Regions from separate parts of the Homo sapiens genome. Here all the other regions are linked to region 1. Evidence: read pairs that join two places in POLR2A ChIA-PET (ENCODE). Cell type or tissue: GM12878. All regions are shown on one strand.

Region 1 (4,000 bases):
GCTTCGGTGTGGCAGTGAAGATGGCTGTGGAAGCTGAAGGACACTCTGCTGGGGAAAAAAAGGACTTGGCAGTTAACAATCATCCAGGCTTCTCTTCCTTTTTCCCCCTTTATGCTTAACTATTTAAGCTACTGCAGAAAGACTTAAAAATGAAAGAAGGTAGGAACATAAAATGGTAAAATGGTGCAACTTCTTTGTGAAACAGTTCGGCATTTCCTCAAACACTTAAACACGGAATTAATATGACCCTGCAATCCCACTCCTAGGTATATCCCCAAGAGAACTGGAAACCTACGCCCTCACAAAAACCTACACACATGTTCACAGCAGCATTATTCAAGCAGCCAAAAAGAGGAAACAACGTGCCCATCTACTGATGAATAAGCTTACATAAAATGTGCTATATCCATACCATCGCACATAAAAAGGAAGAAGGTTCTGACATGCTACAATGTGGATGAACCTTGAAAACATTATGCAAACTAAAGAATCCAGTTTCAAAGATCACATACTATATAATTCCATTTGTATGAAATGTCCGGAGCAGGCAAATCTAGAGAGACAAAGTAGAAGAGTGGTTGCCTTGGGCTGGATGGAAATGGGTTGTGGTAAGTGGGGCATGACTGCTAAAAGGTATGGGGTTTCTTTTGGGGGTGATGAAAATATTCTGGAATTATATAGTGGCAATGGTTGCACAACTCTGAATATACTAAAAACCATTGAATTGTACATTTTAAATGGGTAAATTGTATGTTGTATGGCTATCTTAATAAACCGTTAAAAAATGGAAGAAGGCTGCACTCACCAAAAGGAATCAAAAAGAAGACAGAAGCATATACATAACTTTTGATAGTTTAAAACAATTCTGCCCCTGAGATCAGGAGTCCTTTGTGTTGTCAGAGGGAATGGTTGTTAGAAACATGATGATCCCCTGCCCATATGAGCAGTGAATTGGGACTTAGAGGACAGACCTTTAAGCCCTGGATTCACCTGTCAATGTAGGAATCTCTCAAATCCTGCTCTTCTATAGGCAGAAGCCCCTTCCTTGCTGACAAAGCAGGGGGGCAGAAGCCCAAGCAACGCAGCCCATTCTGGTTTGTCTTCTGCAAGGGCCGTGTCATGTTACGGCAGGGCCAGGACTCCGCCGCCTGGGCCTGTGTGGGGGACACTCACCAGTGAAATGGCTTTGGACAGCCTTCAGCAGACCCACTGCACCTGCAGTCTGCTGGGGCCTGCAAGCACCAGCTGTGGACAGGAGAGGTGGCTGGGCTGGCTGTTCGTGCATTTTGATTTATAAAGGGCCTAGATGAAAGTTAATGGAGCAAAGGCTTAAGGACAGTGCTTGAGGCTTTGAGAACGATAAAAGGGAATGCAGACTCAGACGCCCACATGCAGTTCTGGGGTAATCCCTCCCACTCCTGCTGACCCAGAAGGCCAAGGGTTGAGTGTGACCTGGGAGAGACCCTCATGTTCTGTGCCTTGTTCCCCCTTTTGTCTACCTGTACCTGATGGATATCTCTGCTATGCTGAATGCAGGGGCTGGGCACACACAATGGCAGCCCCTGTGGACGTGACTACAGTCAAGGGCTGGTCCCCAGGAACTCATCTCTGCTCTGGCCTGGAATGTGTTTACAGATGCAGCCAGGACCCACGGAATCAGGTGCAGCACCCACTGCCCAGACAAAAGTGAGGAAAAACTGTCACTGTGAACTATGAGAGCATCAGGGCCTTTTTCGAAGATGGATACAATGATGATGATGGTTTTAATAATAAAAATATTAATTTAGTGAATGCTTAATACATGTTGAGTACCATTTTAAACATGTGATGTGTATGATCTCTTAAAGCCACTTCCAGGTCCTGGGCTGGGTCTTTTGCAGGCACAATCTCATTTACAGTGGTAACAACTCAACATGGAGCTGATTACACTAGTCCACTCTTCACAATGTCTCCGGAAGTCCTGCTGCTGCTATTTTATTTTGGGAAAAGACACAGAAACCAACACACACAGACGCACACACACTTTTTTTCTTACCCATTGTATTGAGATTTTCCCTCGGGAGGAGCTTTGAAAATGCCAGTTATTTATGTGCTCCCCTTGCCCCCGCCCCCCGCCCATATCTTTGTGAGGGGATGAGAAACTCACCGTTATCGAAGACCGTGCCTGCTGTGAACGAAAGTTCTGAGTCATGTTCAGCTTTGCAGGCATACAAGGCTTTTGCCTTCCGGAACGGTGTGCTGTGTGAAAACAGGAGTTTATTTAACATTTTTGAAAAAACCCTTAGAAAGCCCCAGACATTTCATCTCTCTTCTTCCCTTTCCCTGTAAGCTACCTAGTCCCCTCTCGTGGGAAGTGCCTGGCAAGGCAGCCAGATGGCAAGACATGAGGTGGGAAAGCTGCAAAGATCACAGGAGAAAAATGAGAAATATTCAGAGAAAAGCCATAAGCTTCAAGAAACTACACTTTTTGTGGGGTCACCTTGTGCCATGTTAAAACTTTACCTGGGAGTTACAACAGCCAAACAGCGGGAGGGCAGGCTGGGCCCCATTTTTGGAGCAGGAGTGCCTTGGGGGAAGGGAGGGAAGCAGGGGCAGGAAAGAAGTTCCAAGCTGCTCTGGGGAACACACTCCCAACAGAACCTGTTGAAAGCTGGCAATGCTCAGTGAGTCAAAAAGAAGAAATTCCAGCAAAGCCAAGTTTCAGTTCCAGGCCACGGGCGGACATGAGCTCTCCCAGATGTTCCTGATTTCTTACTAGACTGGGTCTTGCTGGTGAGACAGGATTCCAGAGCTGGAGCTCTCCAACCCCCAGGGGAGGGAATAGACAAGGTGCATGAGGGCAATTACACATGTGTGTGCATGAGCACACACGTGCACCTGTATGGGGAGTGTGGGGAGGAGGAAGAAGGGAGAGGGGACATGAGGCATTTTTTTTGGTTTGTTTTTGCTTTTCTCATGTCCGTTGAATGTTTACAATCACTCTCACTGTGCATCCGAAACACCTGGGGAGCATTTAGAAAATGCAGATGTCTAGGTTCTACCCAGATATGCAGATATTATACAGGCATCAGTAGTTTTTGTTTGTTTGTTTAGACGGAGTCTTGCTCTGTCGCCCAGGCTGGAGTGCAGTGGTGCGATCTCGGCTCACTGCAAGCTCCGCCTCCTGGGTTCACGCCATTCTCCTGCCTCAGCCTCCCGAGTAGCTGGGACTACAGGCGCCTGCTACCAAGCCTGGCTAATTTATTGTATTTTTAGTAGAGACAGGGTTTCACCGTGTTAGCCAGGATGGTCTCAATCTCCTGACCTCGTGATCCGCCTGCCTCAGCCTCCCAAAGTGCTGGGATTACAGGCGTGAGCCACCGCGCCCGGCCAGGCATCAGTATTTTAAAAAAGCTCTCCAAGTAATTCCAACGTGCAGTGAGGGTTGAGAACCACTGTTCTAGAGCAGAAGGTGGCAAACTTTCTCTGCAAAGGGCCGGGTGGTAAATATTTCAGGCTTTGTGAGCCACATGGTCTCCATCGTGCAGAGTGATCAGAGTAAATGGTTATCTCGAATTTATTGCTGGGCCATAGTTTACTGTTGTTCCCTCTGGTTTTCTAGGAGCCAAGAGATGATGGCCAGGTGGGAAAACATTGGGAAAGTGGGGGAAAATGAAGTGGGACCCCTGGGAACAAAGGAAAGAAGAGTCCTTAGTATTCACCAGCTCCAACAGGAAAACAGCTCTTCCTGGCTAATTATGATGACAGAATAAAGTTCAGGACAAGGGGCACTGCCTGTGAGCCAAAGAAACCGAGTCTATGTATTGGCCAGCAAGGACCAAACATCCTATGTGCAACTTTCCAGGGAGGAATATAAGAGGCATTTTTTTTTTTTTTTTTTCTTGAGAGGCTGGGAAGCAGACAGGAGGAGTGACTTGGCTGTGAAAAGTGCTAAAACAGATAAAAGACTATACTGACAGGCAAATGGAGCCTGTTATGACACTGACATTGAAGGTGAAAG
Region 2 (4,000 bases), 180 kb before region 1:
TGTGTGTTTCTAAAATTCCACAATCCTTTTAACCCGTCAATTTGATGAGGGAAGTAATTAGGGTAGGGAATGGTATAACAAAGTTGGTTCTTTGACATTTTCTTTATAGATTATCGAATGTAAGACAAATAGATGTGAATGCAGATTTGGTGTTTTTATAAGATAAGGATTTAAAATAATGTAGTTGGTGATATATAAAAATAAACTATTGCTGCTGTTAGCACCCGAGAGGTGGGGCTCTTGGGTTCTCAGAGCTTGTTTTCTATGTTCGTTACAGTTATTTTAGATTAGAACTTAAAAGAACTTGAGAGTTTCCCTAATTCTACCCCCTAATTTTTTCGAATGAGAAATTGAGATCCATAGAAAGTGTTGAGGTAAAGATCACAAAACACTTAATGAGCGGTGTTGCCAGTTTGAATATCTCAATTCTTAGTTATCTAAGTTCCCTGGTAGGCTTCTTTAATTATCTGGGTCTCTTCTAGACATCTGGAACAAATAGTTGATTGACATAATACAGACTAGCCACATATTTTATAAGAGTTACTTTTGACTCATTTAGATTTTTAAAATATACAGTGTCTGTATTCTTCTCTATTCATTTTGTTAATTTTTTTTTACCTAATAATGATTAAGCACCAATTATGTGACAGCACTATGCTAAGCACTTTGCATGCATTCATCTCATTTAAATCTCAACTCTGTGAAAGTTTTTATTCTAGTTACTGTATTAAGTCTCAATTCTGTCAATATCCATGAAGCACAGAAGGCAGCTGTTATTTACCTTAATTTTACAGATGTGAAAACTAAAGGCATTTAAAGAGAAAAAGAAAAAAAAAACCAGGAAACCTTAACACTTATCTGAAGGGAAATATTTAATATTGGGTATGTTAGTTCCTCATGTATCTTTAATAATTTTTGTCAACAGCGAATCTTTAAATAAAATATAAAGGATCAGGCCTCTGCTCTCCTGCATATATTTGTAAAGTCACTTACTGCTTTTTGTCACAGTTTCAATTTCTGTAAAATAGTGAGAGGGTTTTTACCTGACAGGATTTGTGCATGTACGTTTACTTTGAAAATTAAAAAGCATTAGGCCAGGCGCGGTGGCTCACGCCTGTAATCCCAGCACTTTGGGAGGCCGAGGCGGGCAGATCATGAGGTCAGGAGATTGAGACCATCCTGGCTAACACGGTGAAACCCTGTCTCTACTAAAAATACAGAAAATTAGCCGGGCATGGTGGCTGGTGCCTGTAGTCCCAGCTACTCGGGAGCCTGAGGCAGGAGAATGGTGTGAACCTGGGAGGCGGAGCTTGCAGTGAGCCGAGGTTGCACCACTGCACTCCAGCCTGGGCGACAGAGCGAGTCTCCGTCTCAAAAAAAAGAAAAAAAAAAGAAAAGAAAATTAAAAAGCATTATAAAAATGCAAGGTGGAATTTTTAAAGCTCTGCCAAGTCCACTTAGCTTAAACCAGCATGACTCTCATTGGCTAAGTACGTTATGACATCTGTGACTGTGGTGTAGGTATTGCCTATAATCAAGAATCTTTTAGGGTCTGCTATGTGCAATCCCTGAAGGGTCATGGATCGCAGTTTCATAAAGACTGCTGTATTTTAAAGCCTTCAAATGCCAACGTAGTATCTTCACAATGATTTTTTTTTTCAGTTTTATTATTTTTTGAAAGCGCCTTCGACAAAGTTTTCAGTGGATTTTGTTGAGGGATATTAAGTATGCCATCTACATAATAGCCATAGTGATAACTCCAACCACATTGTTATATTTTTATTAATAAATGCTAGAGTATTCTCTTTCTGGTATTTCCTATTCTGATATTTTTATATAATCAAGTATGCAAAGATTCTTTGTCATTGGAAACCTTAATTTGCCTGAAAATGGGAATGAAATTTTCAGGTTTAAAATTTTTTTACATTTATTACATTTATTGAAGCTGTCTGAAAAAGCTCTTGAGTATATTGAATACCAAAATTTATCCTAACTGCATAAAGTTGGGAGGATTGTGAAACTTGACTGCACTGACTTGTTTTCTTTATTGATCAAATGGTTGAAAAAAACTTCAGTTAAACAAATTTGATCTATTAAACCAAAGTTATAAAAGCAGAGGAAAGCATAGAATTATTAAACGGCAGTTTAAATTGGTAAACATACCGATGTAGAACCTAAGTTTGTAGGCAGCTTTCTTAGATGGAAACTTAAAAAAATTTTAATCAGAACATTATGTGAAATTTGTCATCTGGAATTCAGCTGGGTTTATTAAGGACAAAGTGTATGGCTATAAAATAGATTGAGTTTTTTTTTTAAAACAGAAAACCCAAAATAAATGTTCTAAGTTTCCACCTTAGGAGGCTATGTATATTGCTCCTCTTTGAAACTGCCTTCAGAACCACCTTGTAAGCCATAAAAGAAAATCGGACTCATTGCACTATAGTAACACCTAACTGTTCTTGCTCAAAGAAAATGTATTTATCCCTTAGCTTTATTTGTGTGACTCCAAATCATATGAGTATTGCCAGATATTTAGAAATTTAATCCTCTCTCGAATGATAACATTTATTTTCTTTGAGGGTTTTTAAAAGAGCCCACATAGATATTTCTACAGAAAATGTTTAATTCTGTTTTGAATATGCCTGGAATAAGTGAATAGCTTCCCAGGGTGACTATTCTGAAATGGGTGATGCTTAGTGGTTAAGTTCTGATTTGTGTTTTCTTGAAGTTATTAAGGAACTTTATGATAACAGTTTATATATTCCCTCTTCTTGGCATAGTAATGAAGTAATAGAGACTATTCACCTCTAAGCCTGATTTTTTAAATAAGTGTTTATTTTATGTTTAAGTAAGGTAGGTCTGCTTTTGGCTTGGACTTGAATTTGGCAATAGCAGATATAAAGTAAACATAATGTGAATTCCTACAACAGTCTCCCAAACAGTTTAATTTCTCATTCATACACATTTCCCTTAGTGTATCAGGGAATTAAGTATCTGATTATCAGTATAGCAAGAACAACTCAAGTATACTGAAGTTATTTATACTCATAAAATAGTTTGAGTTATAGCTACAATATAAAATTAATATATTTTTGACTTTTATTCCTCACAACCTGAAAAAAACCTCTGCGATTACTGATAGTACTTTTAAAAACTAAATGAATTTTGTTACTACTATTTGCTAAATTTAGTCATGTTTACTGTTCAAAAAATGCTAGGTTAAAATGGATCCTAATCTTTGAAATGATGAAGACATGTGTAGTGGTGTCAAAAATAGGATATTCATTTTGTAACTATTCTGTTAGTGCCGAAGTTCTTAGAATTTCTTTGTGACAACAGCCTGCTTAAGAACTTTAGATTTTTTAGAATTGTACTAAAAGCAAACTGTTTTCTTGGATATTTGTTCTTTCTCCCCAAAAGATGATTTATAAGTTTTCAGAGCTAAGAAATGGGAAGGAAGAGCCATCCTAGCATGGCAGGTAATGTTTTACTGCTAACAGGTTTTCTCTGCACTGCTTTATTTGCCTTGAACCTCTTACTTTGTTCTGTCAGCTGGGAGGCTGGTAGATTTTCTATTAGGTAGCAAATGCTTCTCATCACTAAACACATATCATGGGCTGGTGTTAGTGCAGTCTGTGGATGGGCACTACATTTTTAATCAAGAAATGTTTTTAAAGGAAAGACAAATTGGTGAAGTAATTTCTAATTCAGTATTTTAGGGATGAGTGACCTTTTAATTGATAATGATATTTAACAGAGCTGTACAGTGCTTTGGGGGTCCCACAGACATGTTTAAACAAGAAAACAGTAAATAAGGAAGCCAGAAGGAAAAGTTATAAAACTATTAAGAAAGAAAATGAAAATTCTAAACTTCAATTCTGGTGCCTGGCTAAATTTGATTTTTGTATGCCTCAGTGTTTCTCTATGGACACTGGGAAATCAATAAGCAACCTAGCTACGTTATTATGTTCGTAAGTGGAAGAACTAAAGAACTACAAAG
Region 3 (4,000 bases), 480 kb before region 1:
CCGACCCCCCCCAAAAAAAAAAAAAACTAAAAAGGCCTGTTTGTCTGTTTGTCAAGTAATGTGCTCATTAGGGACTTCCTTTCCATGAAGAATCAAAGCAGGTAGCTCTGGCCCAGATACAGGTCAAGGCCTGAGCCCATATCTGCTCAAAGTTCGAATTGTGTTTTGGGAACCAGGAATTGTCTGCTTTATTGACTAATACAAATAAAGAAGAGGGGATTCCAAGCTTGTGCGAAGGATTCTTTTGCTTTGTAAAATATCATACGTGGTGGTTTTTCAACTAGGAGTCTGACCATAGAAAGAACTACTTTACTCTGCTTATTCGTAAACCACTTTAGAAAACCCATAATACAGCTTACAGATACAATTCAACACAATTGGAGTAGAGAGGAGAGGCAGCAGGGGTAGGAGTATATTTGTTTGGGGCTATTTCCTAATGTGGGTTATTACTAGACTTTCCAAAGTTTGGGATCATTTTCTCCACACTCCCAAGTATACAACTCTTCCTCACTCATGACAATTGCATGCCTGGCTCTGGGTCACTTCCCTGGCCTATTTCAGAGCAGGAAATCTAGTTAAAATACAATATCTGGCACTTGACTAAATTTTATAAGAACAAAAAAAGTCCTCTCAAAACCTTTGACTCTTCCATGAAATTTTTCCCAAATACTCGTTGTAAAAGCCCCCAATAGATAGAATGGAAACAAAAATGTTTCTTAAAAGGGAAGAATCATGCAGAAGGAAATGATAATCACAAATCCCTCACCAATGCTTTTCTTTTAATTGAACTAAAAATTATTCTCACCTGAGCGTCATTCTCAAGTGGTTTTAAAGTCTATGCTCTCAGCCTTCTAGTGGGAGCAGTGAATCTTTCTTGCTCAGAAAGCAGACATCTAGTCAACAACGTATGTGTGCACTTTGGTCGTTTCAGCTGGCCACAGCTAAGTCTTTTGTGTTCACGTGACAGGGGTTTTGAGCCACAGTGGAAAACGCTGCCTATTTTGGTCCAGCCCTACCTTCAACAGAGGGAGCAAACAAAAGTGTCTACAAGGTAACATTAAGTGAGTGCAGGGCCCAGGTGGGAGTTGCATTCTATTACAGGCAGCCACAGCTAGATTCTGCCAAGTATGACCACATTAGAATGTAGGCCCAACATTGCCAGATCTTCCAATTGAAGAAAAAAAAATATCAGAAACCCAGATTACCCTTCAAACTTTAAAATGTTGGAGCAATTTTAAAAAGGAGGAGGAGGAGGGAGGGGGGAGGGGGAAGAAGGGGGAAGTCAACAAAGCCAAATGTATCTACAGGCCAGATTGAGCCAATGGGTTGTACATCTGAGGCCATTGTACGACAGTCACAGAAGTCCACACAGTGAAGCCAGTGAGCTGAGATGTCCTCAGAGAACATCCTCAACAACTTCCAGGCTTGGAGCTGGGTTCTCAGCATGTCCAAAGCTGCGGAGGCCTAGGCTTCTAAGTTGCTGCTCTCTCCTTGACCATTACTAAGAAGGTTCTCTGGTTTGCTCATTTTTCAACCTTTGTGGTACACAGAGTGAGAGAGGAGTAAATGAAAGTAGGGCTAACTATCTGACTTGTCAGCTTGTTTTCTATTATGGTTAACACCCTGTGGGGGTGGGAAGGATAAAAACCTGATTGTTATCAGTGGCGAATTCTTTTCACCTCTATATTGAAATGGTAGGGCTTCCTTGTCTAAATTTAGACTTCAGCTCAAATCTCTTGCTTCTTTTTTTTTTTTTTTTTTTTTTTGTTTAGACCCTGGCCAAACATGAGGTTCAAATTGATGTATGTTTTGTTTTTCCATTGTTATTCCTGGAGCACTCCCAGAACTAGAGGCAAAATATAAAATAAAAATGAAGACACAAGAATATCTATTGTTTGCATACCACACGCTTTCAGTTAGTTAGAAAAATGTGTTTATTTCATTACATTTCCTTTAAAGAGCTATGATTTAAGTTAAAGACAAATGAGTTTTTTAAACTGAGAACTTATGTTCAAAATGTTTTGGCACTTGTCATGAAACTAGAGTGTGACCAAGTTCTTTGTCACTAAGCCTCTTCTTCCAATTGCTTTCCACTGGCAGTGCCCTGTCTCTGTCTCCTCTCTTTGTTGAGAATGGAATTCCCTAAAGCAAGGACCCTCAAAAAGCAGCATTTTCCATGGGAGGTCTCACTGTAGGGGCAGCAATCCCTGGAGGCATGAAAAAGACCTGGATGCAGCACAGAGTCCTTTGTGCCCATTTGACCTCACTGCCCTTTCCCCAACCACTAGAGGTCCATTTGTCATGTTTTCTGGGGTTTTTTGTTTGTTTGTTTGTTTGTTTTTGTTTTCTGAGATGGAATCTTGCTCAGTTGCCCAGCCTGGAGTGCAGTGGCTTGATCTCAGCTCACTGCAACCTCTGCCTCCCAGGTTCAAGCAATTCTCCCACCTCAGCCTCCTGAGTAGCTGGGATTGCAGGTGTGCACCACCACACCTGGCTAATTTTTGTATTTTTAGTAGAGACAGGGTTTCACCATGTTGGCCAAGCTGGTCTCGAACTCCTGACTTCAGGTGATCCCACCTGCCTCGGCCTCCCAAAGTGCTAGGTTTACAGGTGTGAGCCACCACATCCAGCCTGTCATGCTTTCTGTTTTGGGACAGATGCACCCTCTCCAGGGTACAATTATTTAGCACTGCTTAAATGTTGCTCACAGTGATGCAATGTTGCTTTTGCTATGGGTTTTGCATCCCCTTCTAGACATGTCTTGAGTTTTTAGGTATTTTTTTCATTATTAAAAATATGGTAAACTATACAGTGGCAAGTGGATTTCCAGATTTTAATCTGCATCCAGAGGTAGCCACTGTGATATTTTGGCTTATTTCCTTGAGACAAGTAAACACAGACATTTTTTTTCCTGCTTCTATGACAGCATCTGTTGTAAAACACACCATTGATTTAATTTGTGTTCTTCAAACTTAATGAGGCTGGTTCCTTCTTGTCATTTTATATTAACTTAAATGTCACCACCTCACATAAACCTCCCTGATCACCTTTTCTAAAGTAATCATCATCTCCGCCCCCATCTGTTGAACTTTGTCACATCCCCCTGGTCTGTTTTATTCTGAGGAATTAATACTATCTGAGATTGTTTTGTGTCTCCACTTGTTTATGTTTAGATATTAAACTATCCCCACTAGAACATAATCTTGGGAGCAAGAAGCTGTCTGTCTTGTTCATCGCTGTGTCTTCAGGGCCCTTCAGAACAGCGTTGCCTCTGTTTTCTTCTGAAAGCCTGCTCAAACGATAATACATTTTGAAAGGCTATCAACTTGCAAGGGTGAGAAGAAGGGGAGAGAAGAAAAGTGTGGTGGAGATTGAAAGTTCGTGCTAGAAAACGTAAATTTAGTGCGGATATGTTCCTGTTTGGAATCTATCTTTCCAGCCCTACAGGGTCTTGGTAAATCTGTCTCCCCACAGTCTACTCCCTAACTCTGATTTAGTAACCTTTTATTTGGATGGTGCCGATCCTGACTTTGGTCCAAGGATCATGAGCTCAAATCTGTTTTCCTGCCAGTAAAGAGATAATAAAAGCTTCAGTTTCTTCCTTTAACCCCATCTATTCAGAGATAACAGCTTTAACATTTCAACAAACTTCTAATCTTGTTTCCATGCTTTTTATTTTTTACATAATTAAGATTGCACTAATCTAAATAGACACTGAAGTTGCTGACAAGCAAATAAAATAGACTTCATGCCGTAGTTGCCTGGCAATTGCCTGTTTGACCTACCAAAGAGCACACTTAATAGAAAAGTCAATAATGTTAAAAGAAATACAGAGGCCAAATGAAAAACTGGTAGAGAAAAGTTTCTATTCATTTATAGTTTTAATATTTTATATACTTTGTGTCTTATTACAAATGACACTCACGTGATTAGAAACAGGTTACTTCCCAGTAGCTCATCTCCTGCTGTTATACATTTTTCATCTGAATGTATTACTTCT

What was found. Peaks named below come from ENCODE experiments on the same cell type or tissue, not always from the same donor. Only the 100,000 strongest peaks of a DNase experiment are listed, where the experiment ranks them.
Region 2: POLR2A ChIA-PET joins it to region 1 with 5 read pairs; 10 of 35 experiments call an interaction of 5 or more read pairs at or near these places.
Region 3: POLR2A ChIA-PET joins it to region 1 with 5 read pairs; 1 of 35 experiments calls an interaction of 5 or more read pairs at or near these places.

Annotation. Positions count from the first base shown.
Region 1 is chr5:143,212,235-143,216,234 of GRCh38, reverse strand. ARHGAP26 (Rho GTPase activating protein 26) reads right to left here. Exons shown (of 23, transcript NM_001135608.3): 22 at 2,147-2,238. LOC124901099 (a long non-coding RNA gene) reads left to right here. Exons shown (of 2, transcript XR_007058981.1): 2 at 1,636-1,798. Among named protein-coding and RNA genes, the nearest start is that of ARHGAP26-IT1, 22 kb to the right of the region's middle. RefSeq lists enhancers at 725-1,273, 1,274-1,822, 2,402-2,451. In GM12878, a CTCF peak has its summit at 2,338 (motif pointing left); a DNase peak (open chromatin) is centred at 2,194; H3K4me3 peaks cover 422 bases; H3K27ac peaks cover 4,000 bases.
Region 2 is chr5:143,389,357-143,393,356 of GRCh38, reverse strand. All of the region lies in intron 2 of NR3C1 (nuclear receptor subfamily 3 group C member 1), which reads left to right. Among named protein-coding and RNA genes, the nearest start is that of NR3C1, 12 kb to the left of the region's middle. In GM12878, no CTCF peak of the experiment used is centred here; no DNase peak of the experiment used is centred here; H3K4me3 peaks cover 2,592 bases; H3K27ac peaks cover 378 bases.
Region 3 is chr5:143,691,569-143,695,568 of GRCh38, reverse strand. No RefSeq gene overlaps it. Among named protein-coding and RNA genes, the nearest start is that of MIR5197, 14 kb to the right of the region's middle. In GM12878, no CTCF peak of the experiment used is centred here; a DNase peak (open chromatin) is centred at 1,588.